2 separate regions of the Homo sapiens genome follow, and region 1 is linked to region 2. A link is an interaction called in ENCODE POLR2A ChIA-PET data of the cell type or tissue named here. Cell type or tissue: PC-9. All regions are shown on one strand. Each heading gives the region's core, and the rest is flanking DNA. Links, peaks and the distances in the headings are about the cores only.

Region 1 (5,378 bases), core at 316-5,315, 90 kb after region 2:
GTGGTGCGGGGAGAAAGGGAAGCAGAGAGGTGGGGAAGGATGATGGCAATTTTAAAAGGTTTGGGGGACCCATGAGTAAGGTGGCCATGCCCATTCCCAGCAGAAGCCAGCGAAGCTGCAAGATCTGGAGCATCCATCCCTTCTCCCTGGCACGGCACAGAGGAGTAGACTAGAAATGACAGTGTGCCATGTGTGGGCAAGTGGACTGAGAGGGCCTCAGAGAGAACCTGTGCTCCCCAGCACAGTGCAGTAGGCGATGGAATGTTCACCCGTGCCTGAGAGGGGCATGAGCACAGCAGGGAGAGTCACCTGACCTAAAGAGGCGCTGCTACAGGGATGAGGAGGAAGCAGCAGTGGCCTTTGTGGGCCAAAACCTGGTGGGAAGATGGCTATTTCAGGGGATGCCTGGGAGCGCCTCACCTTGTCCCTGACCCTGCCTTTGTGCCTCAGCACTGTGTCAGCTCCCTGGAATGGATACTCAAATTCGTACAGAAGGAAGTAAAATCTTCAGGTGACTGAAATTAAGTTTCCACCATTTGGTAGGATGGGACCTTAAAATAGAAAACAAATTTAGGCCGGGCGCCGTGGCTCACTCCTGTAATCCCAGCACTTTGGGAGGCCGAGGTGGGTGGATCACCTGAGTTCAGGAGTTTGACACCAGCCTGGCCAATGTGGTGAAACCCTGTTCTCTACTAAAAATACAAAAAATCAGCCGGGCATGGTGGTGTGCACTTGTAATCCCAGCTACCAGGGAGGCTGAGGCAGGAGAATTGCTTGAACCCAGGAGGCAGAGGTTGCAGTGAGCCGAGATTGTGACACTGCACTCCAGGCTAGCGAGAGAGCAAGACTCTGTCTCAAAAAAAAAAAAAAAAAAAGAAAAGAACAAAAATTTAATCAGAGGAAAATACTGTAGCTACATTTGTTTACACACCTTGAAATTATGGACAGAGATTTGTACCTACCATACTCAGAATTTATTTGAAAAAAAATGTTCTCTGCATAAACAACAAACAATTATTAAACTTTGTCAATATTACCAAATAAAACCTAAAATGTTTCTAAAGTTCATTAATTGGATTTAAACTATGTGCCTTTATAGACATCATCTCGTTTATTTCTTATGATTCATAGGTGCTGGTATCCCCTTTTACAGGTAAGGAAACGAAGACTTAGAAAAGTGAAATAATTTGCCCATGGACACAATGATGGTAATTAGCAGAACCAGAATTCCAACTCAGGAATGTCTGACTCCCAAGTCTATATTTTTGATCACTAAATTAAGCTCTATGCTGTTCTTTCCTCTGGCTTTCTAGATCCCTCCAGGAACATTCCTTTCTGCTTCCTTGGCTGCTCACATTTACAAGGCAATCACACATTGATGAACTGGAGCCCTGGGTACAAAGAAGCACAATTTTTTTTTTATCCTTCCTGCTCCTAATTCCCAAAGGGCCCAACAATTAAGTGGATTATTGTGGTCATAATCTTAGTTTTTTGATTTAACAAGTCTTTTTTTTTTTTTCTTTTGAGATACAATCTCACTCTGTTGCCCAGGCTGGAGTGCAGTGGCGCGATCTCAGCTCACTGCAATCTCCGCCTCCTGGGTTCAAGCAATTCTCCTGCTTCAGCCTCCTGAGTAGCTGGGATTACAGGTGCGCACGACTATGCCTGGCTAATTTTTGTATTTTTAGTAAAGACGGGGTTTCACCATGTTGGTCAAGCTGGTCTCAAACTCCTGACCTCTGATCTGCCTGCCTTGGCCTCTCAGAGTGTTGGGATTACAGGCGTAAGCCACTGTACCTGGCCTGGATTTAACAAGTCTTAGCTCAGTTCTTATTTATCTTTCAGTCACCACACCTTGTGAGTTAATCATTGGACAATAATCAGCTTGGACAGTAAGTTAACCACTCTGAACCTAGGTTTCTTTGTCTACGAAATAAATGCAATCTCTAAGGTCCTCCTCCAGCTTAAATTTTCCATGATTCTGAAGAATCAGGATCAAGTTTATTGGTTTATGGGAAGTTGAACTGCAGTTCTCCAAATACCAACTCTTCTCTGATCTCCATCTCTCTCGTAGATTTAAATCCCCCACATTCTGGGATGAGGGATAGGTGTAGAGCTTCACAAAGGGATGGGAAAATAAAATATAATAATATCTCACCTTGTCGGCATGAGGAGGAACATGAAGACTAAAAAGATGAAATTGTCTTCCTTAAGGCTCTACGAAACAGCATATAAAAATGTAAAAATTGGTATAAAAAGGTTTTTCACTTTGGCTAAAATGGAAGCCATCCTGACAGCAGTGCCTCTTAGAATTGCCTTGTGTCATTTAAACCTGCTTACTACTATCGTTTCTTTAACATCTTTTCTGGTATTTGGCCATCCTTCTATTCATATTGTTTTATCTCCATTTCCTTGAGTGTAAATTCTTTTATTTATTGAGTTTGTTATTTTCCTTGCATGATACTGACCTTACTCAGATATTTTATCATTCTTAGGGCGAGTGCATGACTCAGACCTGTACAGTCATTTCATACACCTGGATAGTGTTTATGTAAGGGATATATGACTCAACAGGACAAAAGAACTCCCAACAGAACCTTAGGACGCTGGCAGAAACTACCAGGAAAGAGAAGCTCTCTTGCTACTGAAGTTGCTGAGCTATGAAGAACGTATGCTGTGAGCTAATAGGAAGCATTTTGCCACTCCGTAGGAAGAGCTTGCCTGAGACTGTAGAGACAAGAGAAACAGGTTTCCTGACTATATTGTTTCAGTACCTGGATCCCACAGTCGGGGGAGAGTCCCCCTCGGGACTCTGAATAACACAGCCAATAAATTCCCTTTTTGTTTCAGCACAAGCCATTTTAAATCATAATTTTTTGTCACTAGCAACCGAAATTAATCAAACGAAAATCTGTGAACCTGTAGAGAAAGTCCATAGTTCTCTAACTTCACATCAGTAGATGCCCAAGGGGCCTTTCTGTTTTTTCGTTTTTGTTTTTGTTTTTTTGAGATGGAGTCTCACTCTGTCACCCAGGCTGGAGTGCAGTGGTGCGATCTTGGCTCACTGAAACCTCCGCCTCCCTGGTTCATGCAATTCTCTGCCTCAGCCTCCCAAGTAGCTGGGATTACAGGCGCCCGCCACCACTCCCGGCTAATTTTTGTATTTTTTTAGTAGAGACGGGGTTTCACCATGTTGGCCAGGCTGGTCTTGAACTCCTGACCTCAGGTGATCCACCCGCCTCAGCCTCCCAAAGTGCTGGGATTACAGGCATGAGCCACCGCGTAGAGGTCAATTGCGACACTACAGGAAAAGAAGGTAAAGTGGAGTCACATCTGACTTCCATTTACATGCTGGTTTTAGAAACTCACCCCCATGAAAGATATAACTTCGCAATCTACTTAATCCTCACAGCAGCAAACAAATTTATTAACATTTATTAATGTTAAGGCTTAATGTAAAAACAATGGCATAAATCCTGCAGGTAAGTAGGAAAACTTCAGAATTATCCATCTGCTGTCGATTTATCACTAGAGATTAGATTTTATCCTGAACGCATATTTTGGGAATATCTAAATATCTGTAATATGGTCTCTCCAGAATTTTCTTACATGATGTGGAAATCAAGAGCTACCTGCCTGAAGTTGATAGATTTAAAAATGATGATTAAGTATAATATTTGAATTTATGACAGGTAGCCAACGGGAAAACAATAAAAGATAACAAAAATTAGGAGAAAAAAGGGGTAGTGTAAATGATATGGATTTCTCAGCTTCAACATTCAGGAGTGAAATAAGTACTGCTTAAAGTTGAAAAAATAAGAAATGGAAGTATAAGCATTTAATTTGGAGTTATGAAAATAATCACCCAAAGAAATCAAGATAGAAATGACATGAATGCTGATGTCCACAGAGTGGGACCAGGTTGAGTGAGGGAGATTGTTTGCTTTCATTTATGCCTCTTTTTTTCTACTTAGATGTTTCATTTTTGTGTGCACACATTATATTTTTATTTTATTTTAATTTTTGAGACAGTCTCCCTTTATCGCCCAGGCTGGAGTGCAGCGGTGCGATCACAACTCACTGCAACCTCGACCTCGTGGGCTCAAGTGATCCTCCCACCTTAGCCTCTTGAGTAGCTGGAACTAGAGGTATGTACCAACACACCCAACTATGTTTTGTATTTTTTGTAGAGACAGGGTCTTGCCATGTAGACTAGGCTGGCCTTGAACCCCTGGGCTCAAGTAATCTGCCCACCTTGGCCTCCCAAAGTGTTAGGATTACAGGTGTGAGCCACCACGCCCAGCCTGTAATTTTAAATTGGCCAAAAAGACTATGTTCATCTAGGCAGCCTGCTCTTCTGCCCTCTAAAATATCCATTGCGAGCATTCTCTGCACCATCAGATGGCCTCCATGTCAACGTCTCAGCTCCAAACTTACAAACGTCTTCTTTTAAAACAGAGGAAGTGTCTGCCCACCTAAGGTTAATCTCTCCACCTGTGTGTGGATCCCAGCCACACCTATGTCTGCAGAAATTGCTAATTACCCTCTTTTTCTTCAGATCCTCAAACTCTCCTTTTCTGTGAGTTGCCTTCAAGCAGTGGGCAACATGCTCAGGCTACTCCCATCTGAAATTGAAGCCACCTTGACCCCATGACCCTGTCCAGCTTCCTCTATCTTCTCCCCTTTACAGCCAAATATCTCCATTTCCGACTCCTGAACTCACTCTGATATGGAGTCTTCATCACTGCAGTAAAAACGGCTTTTGCCAAGCTCACAGGTGGCTCCAGTCCGTAATCAGACTGTTACTACCTATCTTCATCCTACTTGATTTCTCAAAGCTTCTAACAGAGGGGATCACTCTTAAAACATTCTCTTACTTTTTCAGAACATCCCACCTTATCACTGTAATTTGGCAGATTTGTGTCCTCACACATCATTAGCATAAAATATTTCCCCTCACCATGAAGTATTTCTCACATCAAGTCATAACCTTGGCCATAACTGGAGTATTTGCTCCTCACAAGCCTCTCCACATGCAGACCTTCCTGCCAAAGGCTTTCTTGCTTCCACAGTCACATCCAGGAACAGGGGCAATCCCTTCATGTTGCTCCATGGGAAAGCCATCTGCAGAAAAGCCAGCTTGCCGCTGGAATTTTTATTGGATGTCTTCAGAGAGATATGCTACAGAACCAGTTTCAGTGAATGGGCTTCCACTTACAGCAGAAAATTTAATCCTGTGAACTCAGTCACTTGTTTGAAACTCAATTTGGGATGATAGTGGATCTTTCTCAATTCATTAGAATTCTCTCCCTTTTCTCCTCTGAGTAGATTTCTAGTGAGGGCAGTGGTGGGGTGAGGCTTGGTTATCATCCTAGCAT
Region 2 (5,378 bases), core at 213-5,212:
TTTTTTGAGACAGAGTCTTGCTCTGTCGCCCGGGCTGGAGTGCAGTGGCGCGATCTCGGCTCACTGCAACCTCTGCCTCCCATGTTCACGCCATTCTCCTGCCTCAGCCTCCCACGTAGCTGGGACTACAGGTGCCCACCACCATGCCCAGCTAATTTTTTGTATTTTTAGTAGAGATGGGTTTTCACCATGTTAGCCAGGATGGTCTCGATCTCCTGACCTTGTGATCCCCTCCCCACCCCAGCCTCCCAAAGTGCTGGGATTACAGGCATGAGCCACCACGCCCGGCCCTTAGTTCTTTAAAAATAATGGCTTAAAGCTGGGTGTGATGGTGGACACCTGTAATCCCAGCTACTCCGAGGCTGAGGTAGGAGAACCACTTGAACCCAGTAGGTAAAGGTTGCAGTGAGCCGAGGTAGCGCCACTGCACTCCAGCCTAGGCAATGGAGTAAGACTCCATCTCAAAAATAAAATAAAGTAAATAATAATAAATAATGACTTATTGTTCCTGTTTTATATGATCAATATCTTCCTTTTCTATTAAAATAAATGATATATATACACACATACTTTTTTTTTTTTTTTTTTTTTTTGGGACAGAACCTTGCTCTGTCATCCAGGCTGGAGTGCAGTGGCACCATCTCGGCTAACTGCAAGCTCCGCCTCCCAGGTTCAAGCCCTTCTCCTGCCTCAGCCCCCCCGAGTAGCTGGGACTACAGGCACCCGCCACCACGCCTGGCTAATTTTTTTGTATTTTTAGTAGAGACGGGGTTTCACCATGTAAGCCAGGATAGTCTCGATCTCCTGACCTTGTGATCCGCCCACCTCGGCATCCCAAAGTGCTGGGATTACACGCATGAGCCACTGCGCCCAGCCCTAAATAATAAATATTTTAAAGTCCTAGTCAGCCTGTTCCAATAATTCTGCTTTAGATGGTATATGTTGTTCCACTTTTTGGCTTTTCTTTTATGATGATGTACCGCAGGGTGCCTAGTTACTTTGGTCTCTAAGCTCATGTTTCCCGGGGGCACTGGCCACTCTGTCAGGGAGTGCCCATTTGGGCTGAAGGCCAGATCCTAGTGGAGGTGCCTCTTGGGAAGCTAAGGAGCAGGGAGGGATGAGCTACAGGGCGGGGAGACACGGGGACCGTAGAGCTCCTGACTGACCACCCCTGTCTGCTGCTGTGATGGTTAATTTTATACGTCAACTTGGCTGTGCTGAGGGATACCCAGACAGCTGGTGAAACATTATTTCTGGGCGTGTCTGTGAGGGTGTCTCCAGCAGAGACTGGCATTTGCCTCGGTGGACTGAGTAAAGAAGACCTCCCTCTCCAATGTGGATGAGCATCATGCCATCTCCTGAGGGCCCGAATAGAATACAAAAGCAGAAGAAGGCTGAATTCTCCCTTTCTCTCTCTTTCCCCTTGAACTGAGACATCCATCTTCTTCTGTCCTTGGACATCAGAGCTCCCGGTTCTAGGGCCTTTGGACTCTGGGGCTTGTATTAGAGCCCTTCCTCCAACCCCAGCCCCCAGGCCCCAGGGGTTGGGGTTCTCAGGGCTTCAGCCTCAGACTGAATTGCATCACCAGCATTCCTGGATCTTGAGCCGGCAGAGAGCAGATCATGGCACTTCTCAGCCTCCTTCTCATAACCCATGAGCCAAACAGTAGATCGCCTCTTCTCTATGCACAGAGAGCCTGGGGTTCTGTTTCTCCAGAGGACCCTAATACAGCTGCCATTCCACCAGACAGCGCCTTTCCTCTTGTCTAGCTTTTAGGCTCTTGGAAATAAGTGACAGGGAGGAGACAGTCTCCCCATGGAGCTGAAGAGGGTGCAGGAGTGGTACAACACCCAGCACAGTGGTGGAGCCCATCTGCTTTCCTCCACCTCCGTCCCTTTCCTCTCCTGACCCTGTCCTGCCCCAATATCGGTGTCCCAGACACTGGCCCCAATGGCCTGGACTGCTGCTGCAGATTTCTGTGGTGGATGGGGACAAGCAATAATTATTCCACAGCGCCTTGAGAAATGGGAAAAAACAGAACGTGCTATTTTTGTTAGTTCCTCTAATCCACACTTCTCTGCGGGGTCGGTCTGGAGGTAGAGGGCCAGAAACCTATGGGAGTCCACGGTCTTGCTGGACGCCTGCGCCCATTTTCTTATGGCAGGAAACCACCTCTTTGCACCAGAGGCGGACTTGGTGATGCTAATGTAAGTGCGCTCCAGGGCCCTGCACCCGCAGGAGTCCGTTCCAGATCCTGGGAGGGGCCTAGTAATTTGGTCACAAATTGGTCATGTTTTTCTTAAAATTTGCGAGTAGGATACTTTGCAATCAGTCAAGGCTACTCTCTCTTCCCTCCCTGTCTTTCCCCTCACCCTCCTTCCCCTCATGGGGGCCAGCGTTGGAGCATCTGCTTTTGGGGGATTTGACTCAGGAGAAATCGAATGGGGCTACATTTAATTGAGGTTAGGGGCAACGTCTCTGTGGTTGACAGTTATTCCCATGCATCAGGTTGCTGGTCACCCTCCCACTCCCTACCTTGCTGATGTGCCCGGCATCACAGCCTGCCTGACGACGCTGGCTGTGGCACAATGGCAAGGTGAATGTGGCCATGGGGGCTGGCCCCAGAACTCCAAAAGCAGTGTTGTCAGAGGCAATCGAACCACAGTGACTCCATCTTGAATAGGCAGTGGGTAAAATGAGGCTGAGACCTCCTGCATTCCCAGGAGGTTAGGCATTCTTAGTCACAGATGAGATAAGAGGTTGGCACAAGATATAGGTCACAAAGACCTTGCTGATGAAACAGCACGTGTTAAAGAAGCTGGTCAGAACCCACCAAACCAAGATGGTGACAACAGTGACCTCTGGTTGTCCTCACTGCCATTATATGCTGATTATAATGCATTGGCATGCTGACTCACATTTCCACCAGCGTCAGGACAGTTTAGAGATGCCGTGGCAACGTGAGGAAGTTGCCCTATATGGTCTAAGGGGGAGGGACCCTCAATTCCGGGAATAGCCCATCCTTTTCCCAGAAAATTCATGAATAATCAACCCCTTATCTGGCATATAATCAAGAAATAACTATAAGTGTAATCAGTGGGCAGCCAAGCCGCTGCCCTGTCCGTGGAGTAGCCATTCTTATTCCTTTACTTTCTTAATAAACTTGCTTTCACTTTACTCTGTGGATGCACCCAGAATTCTTTCTTGTGCGAAGTGCAAGAACCTTCTCTTGGGGTCTGGATCGGGACCCCTTTCTGGTTACAGAGTGACAGACACAAGGTTTGAAGTGTGCAGAACCAGATGCTGGCCTGTGGAAAATCTTCCAACCTCAGATACATAAAACTGTAAGCAGTAGATTCTGTTCTCATTAACACCTCGTCGAGATGGAAGGTCTCGCCCGTTTCATATATCCTTCAGAATGCATAGTACATCATAGTAAATGGAACATATTTCTTTTTTATGGAAATGGTGTGAAATAGAACTTACCAAAATTCCCGTGTTTGAGGGCACAAATCTCTAGCAGTACTTCAAATGGAAAGTACATCCGTGCGCGAAGTTGCATGCTTTATGCATCAGAAGTCTCGGATCGGGCCTTAGTGTAGCTGATGCATCTGTTGTCCAGATGAAGTCTGGCAGATCCAGATAGAACAGCATGCAAAATTATCCCAACACAGTGAAATAACCCAGAGAAACAAGTATTTCCAGGAACAAAACTACACATATTCATCAGTGAGTCAGTGTATTTCACCCAAGGATTTCCCGCCTGTGCGGCTCAGCACAAGCCTGAACAGTTTAAATGCACTTGAACGGCTCAGAGGAGGCCTGAATACTGCATTTCTTTTCTTTTCTTTTCTTTTCTTTTCTTTTCTTTTCTTTTCTTTTCTTTTCTTTTCTTTTCTTTTTTTTTTTTTTTTTGAGACGAAGTCTCGCTCTGTCACCCAGGCTGGAGTGCAATGGCATGATCTCAGTTCACTGCAACCTCCGCCTCCCGGGTTCAAGGGATTCTCCTGTCTCAGCCTCCTGAGTAGCTGGGATTACAGGTGCGCACCACCACACCCGGCTAATTTTATTTTTGTATTTTTAGTAGACAGGGGGTTTCACCACGTTGGTCAGGCTGGTCTTGAACTCCTGACCTCATGATCTGCCCGTCTCAGCCTCCCAAAGTACTGGGATTACAGGCGTGAGCCACCGCGCCCAGCCTGTGGCTGCCATTTCTAAACCACCCCTTCCTTGAGCACAGATCCTCTCCCCTCCAGCAATCCTCCCCCTTCTCTCAGGCATCCTCCACTCTCCGCTCTGTTCTGGCTCTCACCCATCAGCATGGGCTAAGGGTCCTCCCCGAAACAACACACCCTCTCTTGGCGCCACGTCTTGTTCCAGCCACTACCCTATCTTTCTCCCTCTCTTCACAGCAACTCCTAAAACAACTTTTCTGTATTTGCAATTCCCAATTTCTCTTCTCCATTTCCCTCAGGAACTTGTGCCCATCAGGCTTGTGTCCCATGGGTCCCCTGAAACGGGTCATTTCAGCCCTCTCCTTAGTTAACCCAGTGGCAGCACTCCAAGCCACTTTCTTCACTTACATTCCAGCCCAGAGCGTTTCTTAGGCAGCTGCATCTCAGTCTCTGTTCCGGAGTGAACGGTGTCGCCTCAGAAAGCTCTGTTAAAGTCCGTCATGCCACTTCCTCGGATGGTGACCTTATTTGGAAATAAGGTCATTGCAGATGGAATCAGTTACAATGAGCGCACGCTGGAGCACATGAGTGTGTCCTTATGGGAAGACAGCCCTGTGCAGACTCAGAGAGAAGACAAAGGGAGCTGGGGTCCCTCTCCTAAGAAGCTTAGCAATTCTCCATGCTGATTCCTATGGATTTGGAGGTGACACTTCCAGTATCACCACCGGGATGGATTTCCTATTTATCTCGCACGGTTCAGCAGGGTTTTGCATGCTTGTCGTTTCGACAAAGAAGACAGAAAGAGCAGAGATGGCCATTCAACCTCAGCCTGATGGGGGAGAGGTAACGCAGATGAGGAGGCAAGCCAGAGTATGAGAGACAAGAGGGAGGGGAGACTTGACGGTGTGTTTCAGTCATGGATCTAGTCCATTCTACAGGTAGCACCAGTCTGGCCCTGCCCAGTTATGTGTCAATTCATGTCCTTTGTTTTTCTTTTTGTAGAGACGAGGTCGGGCTATGTTGCCCGGGTGGGTCTCAAACTCCTGAGCTCAAGTGATTCTCCCGCCTCAGCCTCCCAAAGTGCTGGGATTACAGGCATCAGCTCCTACACCCAGCCATTGCCTGTTTTTTTTTTATTACAGTAATTCATGCTAAGTCTCTGTAACTTGCGCTTGAAAGAGCTCACTGCAACCTCTGCTTCC

The links. ChIA-PET counts read pairs that join two places held together with the same protein. Peaks named below come from ENCODE experiments on the same cell type or tissue, not always from the same donor. Only the 100,000 strongest peaks of a DNase experiment are listed, where the experiment ranks them.
Region 1: POLR2A ChIA-PET joins it to region 2 with 16 read pairs; 3 of 35 experiments call an interaction of 5 or more read pairs at or near these places.

Annotation. Positions count from the first base shown.
Region 1 is chr4:183,436,343-183,441,720 of GRCh38, forward strand. No RefSeq gene overlaps it. Among named protein-coding and RNA genes, the nearest start is that of CDKN2AIP, 5.6 kb to the right of the region's middle. RefSeq lists an enhancer at 1,655-2,854. In PC-9, for the core only: no CTCF peak of the experiment used is centred there; DNase peaks (open chromatin) are centred at 2,549 and 5,139; H3K4me3 peaks cover 570 bases; H3K27ac peaks cover 2,100 bases.
Region 2 is chr4:183,346,193-183,351,570 of GRCh38, forward strand. No RefSeq gene overlaps it. Among named protein-coding and RNA genes, the nearest start is that of CLDN24, 26 kb to the left of the region's middle. RefSeq lists an enhancer at 2,116-3,315. In PC-9, for the core only: no CTCF peak of the experiment used is centred there; no DNase peak of the experiment used is centred there.